Regions from separate parts of the Homo sapiens genome. Here region 2 is linked to region 1. A link is a loop called in an ENCODE intact Hi-C map of the cell type or tissue named here. Cell type or tissue: mammary epithelial cell. All regions are shown on one strand. Links, peaks and the distances in the headings refer to the core of each region. The heading gives the core; the rest is flanking DNA. Region 1 overlaps LOC101928505 (a long non-coding RNA gene). Region 2 has its middle 140 kb from the start of LINC02225.

Region 1 (5,390 bases), core at 117-5,116:
AGGAGGGTTAGCTGAGGAGACAGAGCAGGACTGTCTCTCAAATCTTCTTCTGGAAGGCATGAACCGAGCATGTACAAGCAATAAACCTATTTCCACAAGCTTGTCAGTGTATTAAGCCACATACAACATTGATATATTAGTGCTAAATCTCAAATTAGCTACTGGATTTTTAGAACTAAGGGAGGAGAGCCAAACAAAGAAGTTTCTTGTGAATCTATAGCAGCTCCAGGCAGCTGATGAGCTACCAGCCGCTAGTCCTATGAACAGATATTCTGGGCTGTCTATTTATAGTGCCATCTTGTCACATGGGCTGGCATTGTTGTCTGGCGTTATTCTTTACTGTCAGGGAGCTTTACTTTTGGAATAGCCAACTCCTTTCAGTAGACTAAATGGGTTTTTAAGCAGGCCAGCACTGAATCCTGGACTGTACAGCCAAAAAGGTGTAGAAGTTCTAACTCCCTCATTTTTTACACAGGGAGAAATTGAGGTCCCTAGAGATTAGAACACTGCTTAGTTACAGAGTTAGAAATACACCCCATGCCTCTTGACTCCAAGTCTAGTGCCTTTAGCAAAAACTTAAACTAGGAATTTTGTTTTGTTTTGTTTAGATGAGGGTGAGTTTTGGATATGAGGGGGCCAAAGATTTTTAAAAAATTCTTAAACCATATAATTAAACAAATTAACATTTTGTAGTGTCTGAGGCTCCTCTATTATTTGCATAAGCAAAGGAAGAAAAAGAGATGCGTATTCTTTCAACACTTGCCACTGATAATGGTAAATATATGTTAACAATGGCATGATCTGAATAACTTCAAGAAAGACTCAACCCTGCTTATTTAGGTGCAGGCTTAACACATGTAGGTGTACTCAGTTGACCAATGGTATCTGTGACCCTGGATAAGGCACTAAGCAGTCCTGAAAATGTTTCCTCTGCTGTTAAAAAAATTGACCCAGACTTGTTTACATGTAAAATTTTAAAAATTGTAAAATATTTATGAGGATAAAGTATTAAAATTATTTTTTGTAATTGCTACATTGTAATTATAGAAGTGCATCCTCTTCCGTATACATCTGTTACCAGGGCAACTGCATGGATAGTCTATGGAGTTGTACTCCAGGGGTGCAATTAACATAGACTATGGTGCAGGCGGTAGCCTCACTGGCTTTGAACTATGCAAGGGCCCTGCTACCATATGTGATTATATCTTTTTGTTAAAAATAATTTTTTATTTTTTATTTTTGTGTGTATACAGTAGGTGTATGTATTTACGGGGTACATGAGATGTTTTGATACAGGTATGCAATGCATAATAATCACATCATGGAAATGGGGTGTCCATTCCCTCAAGCATTCATCCTTTGTGTTATAAACAATCCAATTATACTCTTTTCATTTTTTTAAATGTACAGTTAAATTATTATTGACTATAGTTGCCCTGTTGTGCTGTCAAATACTAGGCCTTATTTATTCATTCTATTTTTATGTACCCACTAACCATCCCCTCCTCCCCGACACCTCCCAATACCCTTCCCAGCCTCTGGTAACCATTCTTCTACCTTCCGTCTTGCTGGGCTCTCAGTATGTACATTGTGCAGTGCAGGATTGCTCTTCAAAACATGGCCTTGGATAGCCTTTTCCTGGTAGAATGCCTCTTGGACTTTATAACTTCAAACAACATGCTTAGGTCTTAAATCAATATTTTTGACAACGTTTATAAGAAATTATAAGCACACTTCATTTCATTGCATTCACTTTATTGCACTTTTCAGATAGCATTTTTTTTTACAAATTGAAGGTTTGTGGCAACCCTGCGTCAAGCAAGTCTATCGGCACCATATTTCCAACAGCACGTGCTCACTTCATGTCTCTGTGTCACGTTTTGGTAATTCTTACAATATTTTATACTTTTTCATTATTATATATATTATGGTGATTGTGATCAGTGATCTTTGATGTTAATAACATAATTATTTTGGGATGCCACGAACTGCACCCATGTAAGTTGGTGAACTTAATTGATAAATATGCATGTTGTGACTTGTCCACTGACCAGTCATTCCCATATTTCTCTTCTTCTCCTTGGACATCCCTATTTCCCAAGTCACGACAATATTGAAATAGACCAATTAATGACCCTACAATGGCCGCTCAGTGTCCAAGTGAAAAGAAGAGTGGCAGTGCTCTCATTTTAAAGCAAAAGCTAGAAATGATGAAGTGTAGTAAGGAAGGCATTTTAAAAGCTGAAATGGACAGAAAGCTAGGCTTCTTGTACCAAACAGCCAAGCTGTGAATGCAAAGAAAAATTTATTGAAGGAAATTAAAAGTGCTACTCCAGTGCACACAAAAAGAAAGAAAGCAAAACAGCTTTATTGTTGATATGGGGAAAATTTTAGTGGTCTGGATAGAAAATCAAGTCAGCCTCAACATTCCCTTAAGCCAAAGCCTAATTCAGAGCAAGGCCCTAATTCACTAATTCTCTAAAGGCTGAGAGAGATGAGGAAGCTGAAGAAGAAAGGTTTGAAGCTAGCAGAAGTTGGTTCATGAGGTTCAAGGAAAGGAGCCATCTTTGTAATCTAATTGCAAGGTGAAACAGCAAGTGCTGTTGGAGAAGCTGCAGCAAGTTATTCAGAAGATCTGGCTAGTTAATTGATGAAGGTGTGTACATTAAACAACAGATTTTCAATGTAGATGAAACAGCCTCCTGTTGGAAGAAGTTGCCATCTAGGACTTTCATAGAGAGAAGTCAATACCTGGCCTCAAAGCTTCAAAAGACCAGCAGACATTCCTGGGGCCTAATGCAGTTAGTGACTTTAAGGTGAAGCCAATGCTCATTTACAACTCAGAAAAACCTAAGGTCCTTAAGAATCATGTGAACTATACTCTGTCTGTGCTCTAGAAATGGAACAACAAAGCCCAGATGATAGCATAGCTATTTACAGAGTGGTTTCCTGAATATTTTAAACCTATTGTTGAGGCCTACTGCTTAGAAAAAAAGATTTTTTTCAAAATATTGCTGCTTATTGACTATTCGTCTAGTCCCCCAAGAGTTCTGATGGAGATGTACAAAGAGATAAATTTTTTTTCATGCCTGCTAACACAACATCCACTCCGTAGCCCATGGATCAAGAAGTCATTTTGACTTTCAAGTCTTATTATTTAGGAAATATATTTCACAAGGCTATGCCTGCCATACATGTGATTCCTCTGATCAATCTGGGCAGAGCACATTACAAACCTTCTGAATAGGGTTCACCAGTCTAAATGCCATTAATGACATTCATGATTCATGAGAGGAGGTCAAAATATCAACATTACCAGGAGTTTGAAATACATTGATTCCAACTCTCACAGATGACTTTGAGAGGTTCAATACTTCAGTGGAGGGAGTAACTGCATATGTGGTGGAAATAGCAAGAGACCTAGAATTAGAAGTGGAGCCTGAAGATGTGACTGAATTCCCATAATCTCATGATAAAACTTGAACCAGTGAGAAGTTGCTTCTAACGGATGAAGCAAAGAAAGGGGTTTCTTGAGATGGAATCTACTTCTGGTGAAGATGTTGTGAACATTACTGAGATGACAACAAAGGATTTAGAATATTGCATAAATTTAGTTGTAAAGCAGCAGCAGGGTTTGAGAGGATTAACTCCAATTTTGAAAGAAGTTCTACTGTGAGTAAAATGCTGTCACACAGCATCACATGCTACAGAGACATCTTTCATGGACAAGTCAATCAATGTGGCAAACTTCATTGTTGTCTGATTTTAAGAGATTGCCACAGTCACCCTAGACTTCAGCAACCAGCATACTGATCAGTCAGCAACCATCAAAATCGAAGCAAGACTCTCCAGCAGCAAAAAGATTATAACTTGCTGAAGGCTCTGATGTTCGTTAGCATTTTTAGCAATAAGGTATTTTTTAATTAAGGTATATACTTTTTAAAGACACAATGCTATTGTACATTCAATAGACTACAGTACAGTGTAAAGATAACTTTTATATGCACAGATAAACCAACAAATGCTTGTGACCCACTTTACTGTGATATGCATTTTATTGTGGTGGTCTGGCACTGAACCCACAATATCTCCCAGGTATGCCTGTGCATTTATATTCTTAAAATAAAAAAAAAATCCTACTTTTTCCAAAATGGTAAAAATTATTGTGGAAACTTCTTGATTTATATTTCAAATTCAACTATTGGAAATCAAAATCACATAAAGACAAAGTCTGAAAATGCACCAAATGTCAGCAAGGGGAGCTTGAAGGTTTTAAGAGATACATTTGTATGTTCACGGTCCTAAAAGAGTTATCTCAGTGTCATATTTAGTGCCATGTGCTATTGTGTGCTTGGCTGGTCCTGAGCACATTTCCACACTGATTGACATTGCAAATGGAACAAATTCTGCTCTTAATTCCTCTGCATGCAGTTTTTCAAGAGCTCCATGACAACCTTTTAACCCATCTTTTGAAAACCAGCCTGCTTTGCAAGAGCAACAACTTTCACTCTGGCTTGAACTCCCTCTTCAGTCTTTGACATAGGCCACAAATTACAGGGTTAGTTTCTTACATGTACCCTTCATTTTGGTGTGAAAACTTTTTCCTGTTATTTCTTGCTGAACTCTAGAATTATCCCTCAGTTTAAAGTATTTGATTCTATTGGCTGTAGAAACATGCCAAGCTAAACAGCTAAATTCTTAAGCCTCCCTTGCCGGTTTTGGGTAACCGTATGAGAGAATTCCAGCCAATGAGCTATAAATGGAAGTTGTTGGGGAGTCTCTTCAAAGGGGAAGTATGTGCCTATTTGCCCTACCTATTCTTTCTTCCTTTTGTCTGAAACATGTGTAGGATGGGTGGAGCTTCAGTAGCTATCTTGAGAACACAAGTGTCATGCCCAAAGGATGGTGAAATAGAAAACTAGAAAGAACCTGGATCTCCAATGACATCGAGGAGTACCACAACAGACCTAGCTTAGCTCCCTTTGGACTTCTTTTATACTGGAGAAAAATTAACCCTGAATATATTCAACATAGTATTTTGGGGGGTTTGGAACACAATTTCTATTTTTAAAAAATCTTTTAAGTTCAGGGGACATGTGCAGGATATGCTGGTTTGTTACCTAGGTAAACTTGTGTCATGGGGGCTTGTTGTGCAGATTATTTCACCACCCAGGTATGAAGCCTAGTACCTATTAGTTATTTCTCCTGATCCTCTCCCTCCTCCCAGCTTCCACCCTCTGCTAGGTCCCAGTGTATGTTGTTCCCTTCTATGTGGCCGTGTGTTCTCATCATTTAGCTCCCATTTACAAATGACAACGTGTGGTATTTGGTTTTCTGTTTCTGTGTTAGCTTCCTAAGGATACAGGCCTACAGCTCCATCCATGTCCCTG
Region 2 (5,390 bases), core at 245-5,244, 100 kb after region 1:
GTTTCCCATAAATAGTATTCCCAACAATTCTGAGGAAATTCTGTGGTTCTATAAACCACTGCTTGAAAAATTAGTTTTCTATCATGACAAACAGCTCATCTTTGAAAGTACAAAGTATTTGCAATTGATTTTCAGAATGAATCATATTCTTAATAATTGCACAAGATTACTCACAAATTCAAGGGAGTTAGATTTAAAAAACTGACTCAAAATCAAATGAACCCAATTTATAACTTGTGCTTACAACATGTTCTCATATGACACCCACAAATGTTTCTTTTGTGAAGACTCAACCTCAAGTTACAGAGAAGGGAAATTTCTACTTCCATGACTTTGCCAGTAACACAATCACAGTGGTAATATGCAATGTTCTTATTTCATTATATGGGGCATAGAACAGTTTGCTGACTTAATTGGCAAATAACTGTCTTTTCAAGACAATTGAGAGGTCAATATCTGAAGAATGAGTGAAATGGAAATATTCAGAAATGTCCTAAGTGAACCATAAAGAAAGTTGAGTCTCCAAGATCTCAAGATGAAAGCATTGATGATGAGAAAGCTGCCTGTGATTCCATGTGTACATTGTGAGTAGTAATTTAGCAAAGTCATTCACTGACTGGGAAATATCTACTATGCACCAAGTCTAGAGTCACAATAATGAGTTTGGCAAATGAGCTGAGGGGCTATTTGTATGAAGCTCATGAACTAATTAGGGGTAACAAAGAAATAATAAAAAAATAAAGTGTAATGGGGAAAGGCAGAGTTCTACAAGGATAGAGAGATCAAGAAATTTTGCTGGTTGGCTCTCACTGCTTTGATGGCCTGGTTTTGATACCTATGTAGAGCCTTGGCAAAATACACTAAAATTATTTTTAACATTAGTGTTGATGAGAAGATCAAACTGTTTTAATTCTCTGGACTGCTTAAGAGTCACATGCCCTTACGACAAGAGTAGGTTTCATACTGTAAGCTACAGGTAAGATTTTTTTAGGATTGAGGATTAAATGTTTTATTCCTGTAAGGTTTTCTATTCCTTTCATCTACCAATATCCAAGGAGATGCTAATGTAAAAACTCTTCAGAACTGCTTTCCATCTCTTTTCCTTCCCCTACATCCCATTAAAAATGGAGTAGGCAGGAATATAATTAATAACAGTAGGCTATTTTCTGGGAGGAAAACACCCAGCTGTAGGCACTGAGAGATGCATTCATTCATTCATTTGCATTTTTTGAGTGCTGGCATGCCCTAAGCATTATGCTAGGAGCTATAGATTTCAGACTCTGGTAGTTAGAAAAAAAATGGCTTCCCGAAATGTCCACATTCTATTCCCAGGAACTGGTGAATATGTTAGATTGTATGGCAAAGGGGAATCAGAGTTGCAGATGAATTAAGGTTGCCAATCAGCTGACACTGAAATAAGAAGATTATCCTGGATTATCCAGCTGGGCCCAATATAATCACAAGCGTGCTTTTTAGAGTAAGGAGGAAGCGGAAGAGGGAGAACAAAACAGATTGCAGCATGAAAAGAAGATTGGCCTGGAGTTGTTGGCTTTGAAGATGAAGAAATGAGACCATGAACCAAAGAATGCAGGTAGTGTCTAGAAGCTAGAAAACACGAGGTAATGAATTATTCCTTAGAACCTCTAGAAAGCAACAGTCCTGCCAATACCTCAGTTTTAGCCCAGTGAGACTGATTTCATGCTCCTAACCTCCAGACCTATAAAATAAGTTTTTGTTGATTTAAGTCACTAAGTATGATAATTTGTTACAATAGCAGGGGGGACTGAAGCACAGACCATACTGCAGTGTCTGCCCTCAAAGAATTAATGGACCATTGGAGGTGTTAAGAATTCAATGAGGGAAGGTTCTAGCCAGTGACACTGAGTGCTGACCAGGGCTGGAATTGAAAAAGGCTTGTAGAAAAGACAAAATATCCTCCATGCTGGACGAGACAAGAGCATTGAGGTCATAGCATTTTTGCTTCCATGTGGTCATTTATGCCCAAGAACAGATGAACTAACACTTTGAGGGCATTTTCTTATACAGCTGGGGAATTTGCCAGAGAAACAAGCAGCTGGGCCCACAGAAGGTTGGAGGGGTGGAGGAAGGAATGAGACCCAGGTTTAAAAGGATCAGAGATGATTATATTTTATATACCACCTATATACTGACTTCTAACACATGTATCTTCAGCTCATACACAGCCCTCTCCAAACTGCAGATCTAACTATGAACCCCAAATGTCTCCTTGGGTAGCTACTGAACAACCAACCCCAAACTCTCGATCTTCTCTTTCAGTCCTGCTCCTATCCCAATATTTTCCCTTTCAATAAATGGCACTGCTACTTTTTGAGTTCTTCAGGACAAAGACCTTGGAATCTTCCTTGGCTACTCATTTCCACTCACATTCCACATCCAACCTATCTGGAAATCTGGTTAGCTCCACCTGCAGTATATTTGCAGAATGTAATCATCTCTCACTACCTCTACTGCTATATGTCTGGTCTAAGTTATCTTTATCTGGCTCACTTAAATAGCATCAAACTGATTCCCTTGATTCCATCGTTTTCCAATCACAGTCTATTCTTTTTTTTTTGTTTTTTTTTTTGAGATGGAGTCTTATTCTGTCACCAAAGCTGGAGTGCTGTGGTGTGATCTCAGCTCACTGCAGCCTTACGGTTTCAAGCAATTCTCCTGCCTCAGCCTCCTGAGTAGTTGGGATTACAGGCGCCCGCCACCATGCCCAGCTAATTTTTTGTATGTTTAGTAGAGGCGGGGTTTCACTACGTTGATCAGGCTGGTCTCAAACCCCTGACCTTGTGATCCGCCCACCTCGGCCTCCTAAAGTGCTGGGATTACAGGCGTGAGCCACCACACCCAGCCTGCAATCTATTCTTAACATAGAATCCAGGATAGTTCTTTCAAAATTATTTCTCTGCTCAAAACTTTCTGTGATGTACAGTCTCACTCAGAGTAAAAACCAAAACCCTTCTAGGTATTTACCCAAGGGAAGTAAAACTTTTATTCACACCAAGTGTGTACAAAAGTGTTTGCAGCAGCATTAAACAAAATAGTTAAAATGTAGAAACAGTCTGAATGTTTATTAACTGAACATGAATGGATAAATAAAATGTGATGTATCCAAACACCAGACTATTATTTGGCAATATGAAGCAATGAAGTATTGATACATATTATGACATGGATGAATCTTGAAGACATTATGCTAAGTGAAAAAAGCCAGTCACAAAATATCATGTTTGATTTCATTTATATGAAATTCCCAGAATAGGCAAATCTCTAGAGACAGAAAGTAGATTAATGGCTGCGAGGGACTAGGGGAAGAGGAAGTAGAGAGCAACTACTAATGGGTGTGGGGTTTCTTTTGAAGTGATGATAATGTTCTGGAATTAGATAATAATGACGGTTGCACAGCGTTTTGAATATACTAAAAACAACTGAATTATACCTGGAGGAACGTATATATCTGGACCTAGTTGGGCTTCCATCAGAAAGGCAGAAGGATGTTGAGAAGATGAACAAAAACTTCTGCTTCATTCTTGTAGGCATTTGAGTTTGTAACTGTGTCTAAATCTTCTCTGCTTGGAGAAGTTCTGACATAGAGTTGAGCATAGGTTAAGACATAAAAAACCTTGCCAGTATATTGAACATTTCCTAATTAAGCTTTCAGGAAATAAATGGCCAAAGCATAAGGTTAGTAAATAAAATGGTGGTTCCTGTGTAGGTAGTCAAGTGAATTAAAGGATAGAGTAATTTTTTTTTAGTTTATGCATATCAGTTTAGCCAAATACTAACAAGCATGGACTGCTGGGGTTCCAAGGGAGCCCCAAGTCTCCTTGAATATTGATGCGGTTACTAGGACCCTTATTCCAAATAGCATTATGAGCCAAGCTTAAAACATAAAATAGAAACGCACATTGGACGGGTGAGTTACAGTCATCATTTACTTATTCATTCATTTTTTTACCCTTCATTCAACAAATATTTTTTGAGTCCTGTCCAGCCCTGTGGATAGAAAGAGACTGAGTGTCATTACTCTGCCATTATGGAGCTTAGAATCTGGTGGAGAAGACAGACATTAATCAAATTATTGTACAAATAAAAGTAAAACAATTGGGAAACATAAAAAAGAACACACAGGTGAACAGGGCTTACCTGTGGAATTGATAACTGAGCTGATATCTGGAGAAAAGAAAGAGGTATATAATTGAAGGTTGAAGGTGGTTTGTGGTAAAAGAGATGGGGGGGTGGTGGCTCACAGTTTTAGGAGGAAGAAAAGGTGTTTGGCAGGAAGAAACACGATGCACCACTGGAAGCGATAGAAGGCTGGTGTGCTTGGAAGCCAGATGAAGAAGGAGGGTGATCTGTAGGATAAATCTCCAGCCTCTTTGAGGGCCCTTAGGTCATGTTGAGGCATTTTGATCTGAATCCCAAAAGCAGTGGTAGGCTATTGGAATGTTTAGGCTGGACTGACATGGCCAGACTTGCACTTCTAATAGATGCCTCTTGCTAAATTGGGAAGATCAAATTAGATGGAAAGCTCTAAGTCTGAACATGGAGGTAGAGATTAGGATGTCATTACTAAGTTGAACTATATGCAATTGTCTGTATTTTATTGTTATTACTCAAATTTCATATGGCTCAACATAATATATTAAATATAAAAAAACTAATTGGACTAACAGCTATAGTTGAACTAATATTTACTTTTTACTATCTAGTTGAAAGGAACTTACAGTTAATATGTAACATTCGTTGAGTACTCAATGCTTATTACTTCAACAAATAATTCTGTGTGTATTGAGAGCCTATTAGGTGCCAGGTCCTGTTCCAGACACTGGAGATTAAGCAATGAACAAAATAGACAAAAAAACAAACAAACAACAAAACAAAAACACCCTTTCCACATAGAGCTTTCATTGTAGTGAGGGGAAACAAATAATAAATAAATAAGAAAAAGTATATATTATGTCTGATAGTCAAGTGTTATGAAGAAAATTGAACAGGGTGATGGTTGTAATTTTTAACAAGATTGTTTGGAAGGGTTCACTGATAAGGTAACATTTGAGCAGGTAAGGAAGTGGATTATATAGTCAGGGGAAGGTCCTTTGAAGTCAGAAAAAGAAAACAATGCAAAACCTTGAGGCTAGAACATGTCTGGAGTGCTCTAGGAATAGCAAGACCAGTGTGGGAGAGCAAAGAGCTTGAAAGAGAAACAAGCGGATGACATGGGCAGGTGTTGAGGTGAGGGTGGGGGATCTCCAATCCTGCAGGCCTCCAGGTCACTGTAAAGACTTTGCATTGTTCTTTCTTCCAATGGGAAGACTCCGGAGGCTGTGAAGAGAAGGAAGTACAATCTGACTTACATT

What was found. Peaks named below come from ENCODE experiments on the same cell type or tissue, not always from the same donor. Only the 100,000 strongest peaks of a DNase experiment are listed, where the experiment ranks them.
Region 2: a loop joins it to region 1, with 6 times the contacts of the local background. A loop is called at or near these places in 6 of 110 quality-filtered maps.

Annotation. Positions count from the first base shown.
Region 1 is chr5:57,653,812-57,659,201 of GRCh38, forward strand. All of the region lies in intron 1 of LOC101928505 (a long non-coding RNA gene), which reads left to right. Among named protein-coding and RNA genes, the nearest start is that of LNCBRM, 86 kb to the left of the region's middle. In mammary epithelial cell, for the core only: no CTCF peak of the experiment used is centred there; no DNase peak of the experiment used is centred there.
Region 2 is chr5:57,754,590-57,759,979 of GRCh38, forward strand. No RefSeq gene overlaps it. Among named protein-coding and RNA genes, the nearest start is that of LINC02225, 140 kb to the right of the region's middle. In mammary epithelial cell, for the core only: a CTCF peak has its summit at 2,481 (motif pointing left); a DNase peak (open chromatin) is centred at 252.